2 separate regions of the Homo sapiens genome follow, and region 2 is linked to region 1. A link is an interaction called in ENCODE POLR2A ChIA-PET data of the cell type or tissue named here. Cell type or tissue: Panc1. All regions are shown on one strand. Links, peaks and the distances in the headings refer to the core of each region. The heading gives the core; the rest is flanking DNA. Region 1 overlaps LOC105376375 (a long non-coding RNA gene). Region 2 has its middle 36 kb from the start of LINC00703.

Evidence for each region. ChIA-PET counts read pairs that join two places held together with the same protein. Peaks named below come from ENCODE experiments on the same cell type or tissue, not always from the same donor. Only the 100,000 strongest peaks of a DNase experiment are listed, where the experiment ranks them.
Region 2: POLR2A ChIA-PET joins it to region 1 with 15 read pairs; 3 of 35 experiments call an interaction of 5 or more read pairs at or near these places.

Annotation. Positions count from the first base shown.
Region 1 is chr10:4,712,571-4,720,915 of GRCh38, reverse strand. All of the region lies in intron 2 of LOC105376375 (a long non-coding RNA gene), which reads left to right. It overlaps LOC107984197 (a long non-coding RNA gene), which reads right to left. Exons shown (of 3, transcript XR_001747339.1): 3 at 1-398. Among named protein-coding and RNA genes, the nearest start is that of MANCR, 39 kb to the right of the region's middle. In Panc1, for the core only: no CTCF peak of the experiment used is centred there; no DNase peak of the experiment used is centred there; H3K27ac peaks cover 4,108 bases.
Region 2 is chr10:4,415,873-4,424,217 of GRCh38, reverse strand. No RefSeq gene overlaps it. Among named protein-coding and RNA genes, the nearest start is that of LINC00703, 36 kb to the right of the region's middle. In Panc1, for the core only: no CTCF peak of the experiment used is centred there; no DNase peak of the experiment used is centred there; H3K27ac peaks cover 623 bases.

The sequences.
Region 1 (8,345 bases), core at 288-8,287:
TAATCTCACTGGCTGCTCTATAAAAAATGGGGTTTGTGTTGAAATAAGTTGGGACATCCTCCCACCTCTGTCTTCCCCTCCCATTGGGTTCCATATGTATTAGCACAGAGCACTAAGAAGAATAAAGGAACCTGATCACATTTGCTTAATCCAAATTTTTCAACTTAACTTGCCCACATGGCTCTTTTCAACAAAACCTGTATAAAACACCATAGAGACTGGATAAACATGAAACAAACCATTGGAAATGCTGACTCAGGGAGCCTCTGTCCAGCTGAATCTTGACTTCTCCTCTTCTTGTACCACACATGTCCTATTTATGTTCTGTGTGTACTCTCTAGTTCTTCTCTATCTCACCAGACTCCAGTTCTTTTTGTCTCACGTTGGTGTGTATTTCTCTGTAAAAAGAACTTTGTCATAATATACAAAAAATGGTAAATTCTGTGACTACATTTGCAAAGTGTGCAAAGTTCAGATTTTAAATGCTGGTTCTTCATTAACTGTATTTGGAAAGTATTACTTTTCTAGTGTTTCCTGTTAAATGCAGTAGGAAGTGGTGTAATTAATTAACACAGGATATTGTCTCTCCCTTTGCATAGTAGCCCTGTAGCATTTTGCCTATTGGATGTTCTAGGTCTGTCATCTTTTCTGTTTCTCCACTATAAATCCAAGATGAAGACAAATATCCTAGTGAACAGAAATATAGTCCCACTAAACTTCCTGCTTAACAACAATACATCTGCTCGAAGAAGCTCCAGAATTTTATTGCTTCACCATTTCATTCCCAGTATGGGGTGCATCACAACATTTTACTAACAGCACTAGTTACTGTATTAAGTATGATACAAAATTTCTGTTGATTTTAGAAAGAATAAATCATCCAGGTATAATTAGACACTTTAAAAATAAAAACTTTTATTCTCTATCTCTCTCTTTCACAATTTTCTGGAATTCCTTTCCATTTTTCTTTAATGTCTTTATTTGTCCTGAAAAGGACCGGGCATTCCATTTGCATTCACATTCATCTCAATGATGTCATGTCCACTTAGGTTCTGTCACTCATGAATCCTCACCCTTGAATTCATCTCTCAGTTTCCTGATCCACTTTGTCCCCACAAAAAGCGCCTACTTAAAAATGTGATGGTATTGCATTTTGTTTGCTCATCTATCTTCTTTTAAAGGCAACAGTCAATTTTGCATTCTTAGTAGCAAGCAGTGTGTGAACTAGCAAGTATCCAATAGTGGTTAAATAAATGGCTGATTTGTCTGCAACATATAATTCTTTATAACTTATATTTTGGTAACAAACTCTTCTAGAGATCCTAATTACAAATTGCTAAAAATTCATACCAGTTAAAATAATACCTTATAAATGTGCACGTATTTTCTATCATGCTGCTCATCATGTGCATACATGTTGTCTTTCTTTATGTGTTATTTTTATTTGCTATTATATAATAGTTTTTTTGACAATGCCTTTTTAATGGTTATTTTGACTGGCTGTATCATAGTTGAGTACTATGTCATTTTTTTATTGTTCAGTCATGTAAGTATGCAACTGTAAGTATTATTGTTCAGCAAACATTTTACTTCTTAGCTATTTATAGTTTGTGAATAATAGAACTAAAATTTGAATCCAGGTGGTCTGGCTCCAGAACTCCTGCTCCGAACTGTCATCATGCACTTCATATCTAGTCTATGTTTCTTAACATGAAATCATCAAAACAAACAGGTATGACAAGCTTTTTGGACAGAACAATGGTTTCATGCATTATTTTTAGAAGCAAAACTCTATAAGCCATGACAATTTCCAGGAATAGCATTGATTCATTAAAATAACCTTTACTTATTTGTGAGTATAAAATCATGCAGTATGGTAGTTCAATTTGTATTTTTCACAGAGTCAAAAAAGTTGTGAATGTTTGTTACCTAGTCATATTTTCACTTGTGAGAATTGTTTTTATATCTTTTGAAAATATGGCATGTGGAGATTTGATTGTATTTTTTGTTTTGAAACTAAGATAAACATTAAAATTTACCTGTTGTAACATGTACACATATATTTCCTAGTTTGTGTTTTTGTTGTAACTTTGTTATTCATTTTAGTTTTAGATGTATACATTAAATTTGTAAATGTGTTTTAGCTTTACATTTTCATTTTGAACTTTTAAATTCGTTTCATTTTTAAATGTTCTGGTCTGCGTTTCTGTCAACCTCAAAGTTGGAGGCATTATTACTTCCAATCGAGACTATCTTTAGCTTTTTAATGTTTTACCCCTTCATCCACTTGGAGTTTATTTTGGTATATAAATTTGCATCTAAGTATTTTTGTTCCAACGATAGCTATGAAAAGTCTATTTATTTTGTCTTCCCAGGTGAAACTCTAAAATCTATCATATGGAATTAGTCATGGTTCCCTCCACTACCATTCACCTGAAAATATTGACATTTATCCACCTACATAATCAAGTCCTAGAACCTGAAAAAAAATCTCATTATCCCATGCCACATCTCAGGTAATAGCTAAGGATGATTGTTATTTACTTAATAAAATGTGTGGGTACCTTTTTTCTGGGCAACGTTTTCCGAATTAGCTTTCTGCTCAATATTATATTTACTTGAACTACAATACCATTGGCCTTTGTTAAATTGCATAGAAATGCATCATGTTGAACCTATTTGCAGTAACTATATGTCTTCGGAGCATACCGCAATTCCAGGAAGAAAATGTGAGAAATCTTCTCTGGAATGAGAGCCCAGGACTTGGCTGCCAGTAACTGCTGCAGGAGAAACAGCCTTCTCTCCCCTGCGTTTGTGTTTCCAGCATCCCGGCCTCCCTCCACACTCTGTTACTTCCCTGGTGGAAGAGGGAGAGGATTATCTGAGTGGGAAGTTCAGAGAGAAGAAGCTGGCAGGCATGGTTAATCCCTTCACTCCTTTCTCTGGGATTCACCTCTCTGCAAGCTGTTTCTTCTTGACTCTTGGCTTTTGTGCATTTACAATAAGACCCCAGGCTCCAGGAAGGGAGCCCGGTGGTAGCACAGACACCTATGGCTGGGAGGATGGGTCTCCTAGTTCTAGGGCTCATTGTTCAGAAGTCCCTAGTACTGCAGTCCTCAGCCATATCTTCCCCCATAGCAGTAATAAGGCTGATATTTTTATCTCCCTCTACCAAACCTCTGCATTTATCTCTTAGGTGGTTCCAAGTCTGAGTGAGTGAGTGTCACTGGTTTTCTTTAAGTCCTCACAGGAATCCAAGATCAAGAATAAATGTGTTGAAAGAAATTAAAATATTAGCATCGTATATACTTAAAGATTCAAGATTCACTTGATCTACTTAATTGAATATTAGCAAAGATAAAAGACACGTTCTCATTTTTCTTCTCTTTGAAGCCTCATATATTCATGCTTGGGGGCTCAGGAGGCTAAAACATACTGAGAATATACACATCTGTCTTCCCAAATCTCTCCTCAATTTTCACAAAACATGTTTAAAAACTATTAATCTTGTAAACAAAAAATATTTGGTTTACTCTTATATTTAGAAAACTCTAAATGTCAAGGAAGCAAAAGTTACAGGTGTGGAATGCACTACCCTTAAATTTAGGGTGAACAGGTGATGGCAGCTGCCACCTGTGGGTTGCAGGGAGTTGACTGTGTGGACTCTTGCTCATGATGGCCTGTGAGTATTCACCTAACACTATCTGATAGCAATATTTTACAGAAATTGTCAAATGCCTCTAGTTTCTTTGCAACAGTCTTAAAGTAATAAGTGGCCAGACAATAGATTATAAAATATAGGGATGCATCCCTCTCAAGTTCAGGTCAGGTATTGTCTACCCCCAGCCCTAGACTATGGGGCCCTGGAAGGTAAATTCTCCTTCTTATTATTAGCTTTGTTATCAGATTGCCTCACAGTACTTATGTATAGCTGGCAATAAATATTGCCTAAAACAACATAATTGGATAATCTGCTAATGGTAAACATGAGTCTCAATAAGAGAACAGAAAAAGTAAGACGATCTGTTGAGCTTTCTTGTGAGCTATATGGTGAATAAAGTGTTTCTAATGGTTTCGTGTCTTTTAGATTTCAGGATAAATAGGTGCATATGAATCAGCTGATTTCTGTTACTGGAGTGCAGTAGTAGTACAGATTTCCCAAGCTTTGAATCAACAAACGCAGAAGTCTCTCTAACATTAGGCCCCTTCCCACTTGTTATTTTGTTGTTCATTGCTATGGGTTACCACATCTCATTCTGGAGAAAACAAAGCAGGTTTTCCAAAGTCAGGAAATCTTACACATCTTTCCAGAGAAGACCTTATATTCGACCCCATCTCAGTTTCCTCGCCTAACGTAGGAAGCAGGAGACTTCTCCAGTGTCACAAAGCTGATCAGGCATGAAAACTGAGTCTCTTAACTCACACACTAGAGTTTTTTGTTTAGCAGTTGTGACCTGGGGTAGACGCTCACTGCATGTATTGCCTTTAAGATGCCTGCTTTTGCACAATTCACAATTGCAAAGATAGGGAACCAACCTAATCGGCGATCCACTGATGAGCGGTAACGAAAATATGGTACATACACACTATGGATACTATTCAGTTATAAAAAAAGAATGAAATGATGTCTTCTGCAGTAACTTGGAGGGAACTGGAGGCTATTTTTCTAAATGAAGTAACTTGGGAAAGGAAAACCAAACACTGCATGGGAGCTAAGCCATGGGCATGCAAGGGCATACGGGGTGGTTAATGAACATTGGAGACCCAGAAGCGTGGAGGGCGGGGGTTAGGGAGAAAAACTACATATTGGGTACAGTATATACCACTAGGGTGACAGTGGTATATGCACTAAAATTTCAGACTTTACCACTATACAATTCATCTGTGTAACCAAATGGCCCTTGTACCCCTAAAGCTATGTAAATAATAAAATAAATATTATTTTAAAAAGAAAAACAAACAAAAAAGATGTCTGCTTTCTAAAAATCTAACCTTTAAAGACTGATCTGACAACAGTTATGAAGGATGGTGCTTAGAGAGAGAAGTTCTATTTTCCTGGGCAGGTGAGACAGTTCCAAAACAACAGCTATTTTTATTTTTCTTTAAATAGAGTTGCTTTTTTTACTGAACAAGACTTGCATTTATAGTAATTTTATGGTACAATATGAATAATGGTTCTTGAAATGCTATTTTTTCCAGGACAAATGTAAGCGCCAAGGCAGTTTTTTTTCCTATTCAATAATAATTATTTCCATTACGCAGAGAAATACTCAGATAAGTGGAACGATATCAAATTATATTTAAAGAAGCTAAAAATGTCTTGTTGGTTAATAGGTAATTCTAAATCAAATAATTAATTTTTTCTTTGTATTGAACCATGCAGAATAAAATTATTCTAATTCTATTCATCAAATAATTTAGTAAACATCTTTGTGTGTCTTTTATAGTTTTATATTCACTGTGCTGTGCTAGGTGTTGGGGATACAGAGATTCAAAAATGTGCAACTAATCCAGACTGGGAAGATAATTTCCTGAAGGCAGTGATATGTGGAGGTAGCTTTAAAAATGTGTAGGAGGTGGATGGGAATATCAAGGAGGAAATTCAGCATCGGAGAAGGTGTGAACTCATCAAAAACACACTTATTTAAGGCAGCAGTTCACAGTTCCAAGTGGCTGGGGCATAAAATTCAAGGTGGCAAATGGTGAGAAAGGAGAGTGGAGGGTCCCACTGGGAACTGATAGTGACTAGAAGGCAGGACTTGGACATCTGCTAAAGATTTAGGGTTTCCATCCTGAAGGCACTGGAGACTCCTAGCATGGGGTCAGGGCTGCATGAAGCTGTGTGGCAAGAATCATGGTTTGGAAAGACCACAAAGCTAATTATGGGATGGCTGAATTAGGGGGTCGAGGCTGCGCTCATTGGTGCCAGCTAGATGCTTGATGCACGGGTGAGGCCAGAGGAAATGGAGATTGGATGGAGATGAGGGTGGTCTGGAATGGACTGAAGAAAGCAGGGTGAGCCCTTCGCAGACCACTAATCTTATATTTTTAGAATATTTTATTTTAATATAATATTTTATAATATATTATTGGCTCAGTAATCATATGTATTTTTAAGTGATGATACCAAATGAGCTATAGTCACCCTACTTGAGGTCTGTGGAAAGGTATTAGTAGTTCCCTTCATCCAAAGTATTACAGACCTCATGTTTAGGCATGTTAAAAACTACAGAATGATCATCTTATTCTTTTTATTAGAAAAACTGTGGGAAATCTATGTGTTTCTTTCCCATGTATTAATACTGTTTGATGATAAGTAAGACAGTGAGCTTTTTCATCAGTTTTTGGGTTTATTCTGGCTTGTCTTTTGTTGCTTTTTCTTCTGATTTGCTTGGTTTTGAAGAAGTTGACAATCCTGGATGTGGACACTTTCTCCTAGAGGAGCAGGAGTGCAAGGAGACGGAACTTCTCTCTCAATGTGCAGGGAGATGCATTAGCTTAACAGCCCTGCCCTCTCATATTAGTCAGAGAAGCAGAACTTATAGGATATGCTATATATGTGTGTTTATTGTGTATATATGTGTGTATATATATACTATATATTACATATATCCACCTCCTACACATTTTTAAATACTTATATATGTAATACATATATATATACATATATATTACATATATATTACATATGTATGTATATATGTAATATATGTGTGCGTGTGTGTGTGTGTAAAGAGGTTTATACATTTTAAGGAATTAGCTCATATGACTATAGAGGCTATAGAGGCTGAGAAGTTCAGAATCTACAAGGTGGGCCAGTAGACTGGAGACCCAGGAAAGCACTGAGGTTGCAGTTTGAGTCTGAAGACTGTGTGCTTGCAGAATTCCTTCTTGTTCACTCAGGGGACGATCAGCCTTTCTTTCTGTTGGATGAAGCCCACAGCATTAGGTAGGGCAATGTGCTTTACTCAAAGTCCACCAACTTTAATGTGAGTCTCATGTGAAAACGCCTTCACAGGCAAATGCAGAATGTCATTTAACCATGTACCTGGGCACCATGGCTGGGGAGTTGATGCAAAACATTTCACAACTGCAACCCTCATCTCCCCGCCCTGCCCCTTCCACCTTCAGGAAAGAAGAGGAGAGAAGTGAGAGTCCTTTCCTTTCTCCCAGGAGCTGGATGCTCACCAGGGGCTGTGCTCTGCTCTCTGTGTTACACTGTGCTTCAGAAGAGCTGGTGCTGTTTCAGGTCTCCCTGATTTATGCAATTTCAATTCCATGCTACAAAATCTGAGTGCACTGGCAAAGAGCTTTTAGAAATAAAGAAGACATCAGATTCTAGACACAAAAGAAAGAGAGGGAGGTGTTTTGGCTTGGCCAGGACATGTGGCTGCAAGCTTTGGGGACAAGAGCTATGGGTCTCCTTGGCAGTTAACTGATTGGACTGGGCCTTGCTGCATTAGGCTCTAAGTCTTGTGACCTGGGCTGCCACCCATCAGTATTGGCCAAATGAAATTTCCAATTTGGGAGGTCACTTAAGCTGATGGAGCCTTTTCCACAGGATGAGGCACCTAACTGAGATGTGCCAGGCTGCAAGAGCAGAACGCTGAGCACAGGACACCAACACTCAGCACAGGCTGGGGTGGGGACTGAGGAAAACAAGGGTGCTGGGCCCAGCAGATGCAAGTCTCACTGGGGACCTCAGCAGATACCTCCCAAATGGCTCACACAGGAAGAGCAGAGGCTAGTCCAAAGCCCGTGTGGCTCCCCACTAGTGGGCCCGTTCATGTCACAACTTAAAGATTGATCAGCTCTTCTTGATTCCCCACTTGAATAGCAATATGCATCTGCTGGATATATTTCACTTTATCTGCAATCCAAACATCAACAATAGCCTAGAAAAATTGGCTTAACCCTTAAGTTCAGGTCGGGTAGACAGTTCACTGCTATTTCCTGAATTTCTTCATATTTCCAGAGAAGTCAGAATCTCATGATCATCTCTGGCTCTGTCATAGAACCAGTAGGTGTGCATGCAGTAACAGTCCAACACTGAGACAGCAAGGACTGCAGCAAAGAACGAGTTTAATGATTTCAGGGTGGCAAGCGAGGAAATGGGAGGAGAGCCTTAAATTTGTCTTCCTAAGGTGTTCTTGGCTGGGGTTTGTGAGGGCACAGTGGAGGGCAAGGGCTCATGGGCAACATCGCCAAAGGGCCCAGGGGAGTAGAGCCACATGCCCCCCCATTCCTATGGGCATCACCCCAAGCCACAATGACAAGCACCCTTCAAAGATTCGTAAGAGGGCTGGGGCTCAGGATGATTAGAGGATCATTCCTATATGCTTGAT
Region 2 (8,345 bases), core at 106-8,105, 300 kb after region 1:
TAGGTAGTATAAGTAATCTAGAAATGGTCTAAAGTACAAGGCAGGATGTGTATGTACGTTGTATGCAAATACTACACCTTTTGATATAAGGGACTTATCATCCTGGATTTGGTATCTGAGAGGGTTCTGAAACCAATCACCTGTGAATGCCATCAGATGACTGTGGTATTTACAGTGCCATTTAATACAAAAAAAAAGCCTGCAATTTGATAAAACATCATAGTTTTCAAAAATCATGCAGGTAAAGTTCAAATAGAACATTTGACTTAAAAAAAAAGTGATTTTATAAACCTAATATACCAAAATGGTTGCAATCACAGATCATCATTTCTTAAAGCCTTGCTAGTTATTTCTCCTATATTTCTTTCTCTCCATGAAATTTTTGCAGGGGCAGAGGGAATAATTAAAAATAAATACTCATGACAATATGCCATTAATAATATTAACAAATTGTATTGACTTTTTACTGCAAAATATACTAAATGTTTTATATGTACTGTCTTATTTAATTTTCACATCTCCTAAGGATTGGCACTACAATTACCTTTATTTTATGAAAGAGAAACTGAGTCTTAGAGATGAAGAACTTTCAAGGACCAGCCACGTAGAAGACTGTGGCACAGGGAAAGAAAGCAGAAACTTCCATTCTACCACCCATGCTTGCTGCAGTAAGTGCTTTCAGTGAGAGAGATCTACCCTGATGCGATCTCAAATCAGATATACTTCCATTTTCTAAATGTTCAACTGCATCTTCTGATTCAGCTGTTTCATAAAATATTAGTATTACAGTTTTTTAAATTTCCACATGGAAATTTTATTTCAAAATATCACAATTCATTTAAAATTCAGAATTCTTTCTGAAGCTGAAAGTGTTTCATTTAATTATAGCTTATTTTGAGTTATGAAGCCTGTATGGCTCCTATACATCCTTGTTCTAATTTTTTGGTGTTTTTTTTTTTTTTTTTCCTCACTTTGTCACCCAGGCTGGAGTGCGGTGGCGTGATCTCAGCTCACTACAACCTCCACTTCCTGGATTCAAGCAATTCTCCTGCCTCAGCCTCCCAAGTAGCTGGGATTACAAATGCCCACTGCTATGCCTGGCTAATTTTTGCATTTTTTTTGTAGAGATGGGGTTTCACCATGTTGGCCAGACTGGTCTCCACCTCCTGACCTCAAGTGATCTGCCCCCTTCGGCCTCCCGAAGTGCTGGAATTACAGGTGTGAGCCACGGTGCCTGGCCAGCTCTAGTTTTCTGAAAACTATTTTCAGGTTTCCATATCCTGGCCCTCCTCTCCATCAAAAAGCCTGAGGTCAATAATAAATAATGCCAATACATTGCTGAGAGAAGTAATCACAGAGCTGATTAAAGTATATTCATTTATCCACGTTTTTCCAATTTTTAATCAACTTTTTTGGCATATAATTTTAAGAAAAATAAAAGGCACCCATTTAAAAAATGTAGTTAATGAGGCCAGGGGCAGTGTCTCATGCTTGTAATCCCAGCACTTTGGGAGGCGGAGGCGCACAGATCACAAGGTCAGGAGATCGAGACCACCCTGACCAACATGGTGAAACCCCATCTCTACTAAAAAAACAAAAATTAGCTGGGTGTGGTGGCGCACGCCTGTAGTCCCAGCTACTCGGGAGGCTGAGGCAGGAGAATCACTTGAACCAGGGAAGTGGAGGTTGCAGTGAGCAGAGATCGCACCACTGCACTCCAGCCTGGCAACAGAGAGAGACTCTATCTCAAAAAAAAGAAAAAATAGTAGTTAATGAGTATTGTTTCTTCTTAAATAGACTTTATTTGCTAGAGCAGTTTTAGGTTTATAGAATAATTACACAGGAAGTAAAATTAATTTCCATATAATTCCGCCCACCCACATGCACCACAGTCTAGCTTGTATCAATTGTCTTCTGTAATGGACCATGCCTTTGTATCTAAAAAGTCATCACCAGATCCAAGGTCGCCTATATTTTCACCTCTGCTATCTTATCAAAGTTGTGTGATTATTTTTGTCTGTTTCACATTTAGTCCTGTGGCTCTTTTCAGTTATTTTATTTGAAAAGTTTAAAGTCTGTGTCTGGATTCATTTTATTGTTGTTCCAGCCACATTTATAGAAAAAACTCTTTGCTCCACTGAATTGCCTTCGGTCTTTGATGAAAGACTAGTTGAGTGTATATGTTTGAGTCTATTTCAGGGATCTCTATTATGTTCCATTGATCTATTTGCCCATTATTTTGTGAATATCACACTTTCTAGATCACTGCAGCTTTGTAGTAAGTTCTGGGTCATGTGGTTTGTGTCCTCCAGGGTCGCTGCTCAGTACTGTGTGGGTTATGCTGGGTCCTTTGCCTTTCCATATGAACTTTAGAATCAATTTTTCTATGTTAAAAAATAATTTCCTGTGATTTTGATAGAGATTGTGGTGAATCAATACATCAAGTTGGGGAAAATCAACATCTTAATAATATTGAGACTTCCTATCCATATTGTGGAATATCTCTCCATTTATTTGGATCTTGGATTTCTCTTACTAGAGTTGTGTCATTTTCTCATATAAATCTTGTACATACTTGTTAGATTAATTCTTACATATTCAATTTTTGTCTGCTGATATAAATGTTATTGTCATGGAATTCAAATTTCCAATTTTTCAGAGCTAGTATATGGGAAAGCAATTGACTTTTATATATTATCCTGTATCCTGCAACAATCTTGTTATAATTCCTTTCATGCTCCAATAGTATTTTGATGGATTTAGGGTTATTTTCTTATAGACAATCATATCACATAATACCATCTCTGCATAAGGGTAGTTTAATTTCTTCTTTCTTTCTCTGTATAATTTTTATTTCCTTCTATTGCCTTACTACATTAGCCAAGACTACCAGTATGATGTTTAATTAGAGTGTTCAGAGGGGAAATTCCTGCCTTGGTCTCAATCTTAGGCAGATGGTATCAACTTTCTCACCATTAAGCATGACATGTAATGTAAGTTTTTTGGAGATGTTCATTTTATTGGAAAAGTTCCTCTCTATTCTTAGTTTGTTGAGCATTTTAATCATGAATAAGTGTTGGATTTTGTCAAATCTGTTCTTTCATCAATTGATGTGATAATATGATATTGCTTCTGTAGTCTGTGAAATGATGGATTATGCTAATTGATTTTCAAATGTGGAAATAGTCTGGCACACCTGGAATAAATCCCACTTCAGTGTGGAGTATAATTCTTTTTATATGTTATTAAATTGAGTTTTTGAACTTATTTGTGATGGTTTGCGCATCTATATTTATTAAAAATGTTGGTTTATCATTTTAATTTTTTATAATGTTTTTCTCTGGTTTTTGTGTTCGATAATGCGGTTGTTATAGAACAAGTTAAGAACTATTCTCTCTCTGGTACAGATAGAAGTTCATTAAAAAAAATAAAACTCTTCTCTGTTTCTATTTTCTGGAAAAGATTGTAGAGAATTAGCAAAATTTCTTCCATAAAAAAAATTTGGTAGAATTCACCATATGGCTGGTACTTTCTGTTTTGGAAGGTTATTAATTATTGATATAATTTCATTATTCAATATTTTCCCATTCAGATTGTCTATTTCTCTTTGTGTGTTTCTGTGGCTTGTGTTTCTAGTAATTTGTCCATTTCAGCTAAGTTGTCAAAGTTTTCGACATAGTTTTCATAAAATTGTTTATTATCATTTTAATGTCTTTGGGATCAGTGGTGATGGTCCCTTTTACATGTCAGATATTAGCTCTTTTTGCCTTCTCTCTCCCTCTTTTTTTTTTGTTTGTTTGTTTTTTTTTTTTGGCTAGCCTCACTAAAGGTAAAGAAGCTACAAGGAGTGAATTTTATTATCCTACCAAAGAACCAGCTTCTAGTTTTGTTGATTTTCTCTATTAATTTTCTTTATAAAATTTTATTACTTTTGGCCCTAAATTTTATTGTTTATTTTTCCTCTCTTGCTTTGTATTTAATTGCCTCTCCTATTTCTATTTTTCTAAGAAAAGTTTAGATTATTGTTTTTTGGATCTTTATCTTTTTTTCCTCACATCTGCATTCTACACTATAATTTCTCTCTAAGGACTACTTTTGCTATTTACTGTATTTTCATTTAATTCAGAATATTTTAGCTTTCTCTTGGGAATCTTTCTTTGATCCATGTGTTACTTAGAAGTATGTTTTTTAATCTCTAGGTATTTTGGAATTTTCTAGCTATCTTTCTGTTATTCATGTCTAGTTCAATTTCATTGTAGTTTGAAAGCATTCTTTGTATGAATTACATTCTTTTAACTTTTTAAGTCCTGTTTTATAGCCCAGAAACTGGACTACCTTGGTGAGTGTTGCATGGGATCTTAAGAAGAATGTGTATTCTGCTGTTGTTGAATGAAGTAGTCTATAGACGTCAATTATATCCGGTTAATATTTGGTGCTGTTGAGTTAAGCTATGTCCTTACTGATTTTCTGGCTCTTAAATCTGTTTCTGACTGTGGAAGTTGCAGTCTTCTACTATGACAGTAGATTCATCTATTTATCTTTGCATTGCTGTCAGTTTTTGCCTCACGCATTTTTAAGTTTTCTTGTTTAAACAAATGCACATTAAGAATTGTGTCTTTTTGGAGAGTTGAACCCTTTATTGTTAAATAGTGTTCCTTTTTATCCCTGGTAATTTTGTTTGCTGTGAAATCTGCTTTGTCTAAACATTGATTCATTTTTTTAAAATTAGTTCACACACACGTTTATTGAAATAGTTCTAACCTCTGCACAGAGACCCTTGCCAAAGCTCCTGGACAGGACAATTGATTCCACCAGGTAGGGCGGCAGGAACTAAAACAAAAAGGAGCTGGATGTAAGGTATTTGGAGTGACAAATAGGTAGACTGGTAAAATCAGAAGTTATGATTACATGTCTTCAATTGCATACCTTAAGCAGAAACCTTTTATGGTACTATTATAGACACTTAAGTGCCTCTCTGTCCCCATACCTGTAAAGGGATAAAATAAAGGAATCACCTCCAAACTTTGGGCATATTCCTGTAAGAAAGAAAAGAAGTATGAGAAAAAGTGTAACTGACGCTATTATATATCCTCCATATCATGATTCATTTTATTTTTCCACAAAAAAAGTCAAGTAAAAATAATGTTTCTCAAATTGTTTTGGTCATTGATATTATGTGTGTATTATGTATGAAAAAAAAATTTTAAAAATTTGAAGCCACTTTAGAACCAATGAAGTAACCTGGGAACCATTGTCAGAACTGGCTTTATTTTTTAATTGAAAAGGATACAAATCTAAATTTGCATACATTTCAAATTTACATTTGCCATTGGCATATTATTTATAAAAATTTGGAAACTTCTGAATTATTCCTAATGAATAAGTAATTGATTTCGTAAAATATATACTTTACTTAAGTAAAATTAGTCTAAATTGGTTGTGTGAATAGTTCCTTTCTAAAGAAAATGCTGATCATTTTTAGTTTACTAATGTTAAGGGTAAATATTTGAAACTGAAGGAAAACATTGTCAAATTATCAGACATAAATAAATATTTAAAAGAAAAATTTGCTTTGAATTTACATTTCATGATTAAAGTGAAATGTTGAAAAATAATTAAAATGTTCATAAAATAATACATTTTATGGGCAAAATAAATCATACTCTTCCACCACCCTGTCACTATTTACTAAAAAATAGACCATTTTATCTTTAAGATACTTAAGCTCATTTCTTGAAGGATACTAGGAGGAGACTTTTGTTCAACTCTCTGCAGGAAGCTTCTGGTGATGAGGAGGTCCTCTTCTAGTACAGTGCAGGAGAGAGAAGTAGACAGAATGGAATTCCTTGATGTTAATATAATATAAAAGACCCAAAAGGTCATCTAGTAGCCAGATGCTTTATATAAACTTGAAATAGGCGGTTACTATATGCCTGTTTTTCAATCCTGGACCACTTTATTTACCTATGCAAACATGACTTTAATTAGAAAGATTTTGACCCGATTCATGTAAAGCTCACCTCAGAAACACCTGGAATTTAGAAAGACAAGATCCTACAAATTGCCATGTGCAGAATCATTATTTGTATTACCAAGGAATTTGTGCACTTCATTTTTATGAGAGGATTTAATTATGTTCAGCTATAGAAAAGCTTAGAAGAAGCTCTTTATTAAAAACAAGATTAATACATGAACTAAAATGTTCATTCTAAAAATTCAAAGCACAAAACTTTTAAATTGATGTAATAAGGCTGACATCCAAAGAAAAAAATAACATTATACATATTAAAAGGATGATAAAAATTGCATGATGAGATGAATCTATTCATAAAATTGTAGTGCTCTCTTACAGTGGCCTCTGTAGGGAGTAAAATATTGTCATTGTAAAAGTCTCTGTACCCTGCACCATAGCTCTGAAATTCCACCAGCAAAAATACATATGTTTGGCTTTGGTAGAATTTGGTAAAAATTTATCTATTATGAAAATATTCCAAAATATACAAACATGCAAAGGACAGCACAATGTGGCTGAATGCTTAGCTTCAAGAATTACCAATATTCTGTCAATCTGTTCTTCCCAAACCCTGGTCATGATATCATATCTTCGATAAACGCTTCAGGAGGTAGAGAGGATTTTTGTCTTCCTATACAATTTCCAGTCTTTCAGAATTACTTAAAAACATTAAAATATTTTTACAGGAATTGATAACATATTAGCCAATTAATATCACTACAAAAATCAAAGTGATAAAGTAATCACATTCCAACCAATACATGTTGGAGGGTTATTAGGTTGCAGTTGGTATTAGATTGGTAATAGGCCCTGATACAAATCTTACTAACGTCACTGCTTTGTCTGGTCTGAACGACTCTGGATGAGACGTAAGGACCAAAGTAGAGAATATTCATGCTTGCTGGCCTAGTTAAGCCTTTGTTCATCCATCTGACGTCTCTAAGATGAATGAGTGCGTATTCCCTGTTCCCTTAGAACTCTGAAAATAAAGAGTTATTTTTCTGCAGTTGGAATCAATGGATAAACAGACAACAATTTTTCTATTGATTAAGGAAGGTAATGCTAGAAAATAAATTGGATTTAAATCTGACTGGCACATGTCAAGTGAAGTAGGGTATCAGAACTAACTTCTCTAGTTTCTCTAAGCCCGTATACATATGCAAAAGGGATTTGAGCATTGGATACATGTTTTTAATGTTCAGGGTGTGGAATTTAGGCTCTGGAATGACCCAGGACATACATGATCTTAGCCTAAAATAAGGTGGAGAAGCCAGAAGGAAGAGTCAGAACACTCAGGACTTCAAGATGGATTAGATGGAGAGGGAGGCAAAGTAAGAATCAACAATAAAGCCCAAGTTTGTGATTTCACAAACTGTGTGGGTGGTGATGCCGCTGAGATACAGAAGTCAGAGGAGTGGAGTCAAAAGATGGGTGAAGGTGGTGTAGGATAAGCAGATATGAGGTACTTATAAGTCTAGTTTTCCCATAGCATCATGGGTGTGGCTCTGAAGACAATGATTGGAAAAGGCATACCTGGGAAATTTGGGGATAGTTGTGGGTGCTTATGGAGCAGGATGCATGTCATATCATAAGGTGGAAGAAAATGAGGCTGAAAAATATAAATCAACACACAACAGCTTACAAAGCACTGGGTCAGAATGGTGTCATTGTTGAGACTCTATATGCACCCTACTCTTCTAAGTTCTCCTTTGAACCTTATTTTCCAGATTTTCTTGTCACCATCATTGGCTGCATCCTTCCAATGAGTGATATTCAAATGACATTTAGCAGGCAGAAGGAAAAGCCATGTTTTCTGTTGTGTTTTTGAATGCTGACCCGGGGTTGGCCTCCAGGTGCAGTGTTGAGGAAACCATGTACTGGTACATGGCAGCTGAAGTTATGCATTTTTGCTTCTTTGCAATTTCTGCATTTCCAGGTTGGTTTTGTTTTGTTTTTGCTTTTAGTTGAATAGTACTGTGATTAAACTTGCGTTGCAATAAATAAGACTTTATTGCTGACAGTAAATGATGAAAGATTTAGACGAAAGACATTAATTGCTCAGATACAGTTTATTTAGATGTTGGTGAATGTTTTAATTGAGTCTTTCATCATATCTTTTTTGATAGCATGGGAAATCTGTGGATTGAGTGAAAATCTTGGCATTTGACTTGATAGCATATCAATACTTATGTGAATGAAAGTCTCTTGTGATATAATACACATCTTTTCTTTGGAACTATCTGGTTGTCAAGAAGTATAACGAAAAGAACTAGATGATGTCCATAAAATCTGTGACAACAATAATGTAGAGCAAGAATGCTTTTAAGTCAAT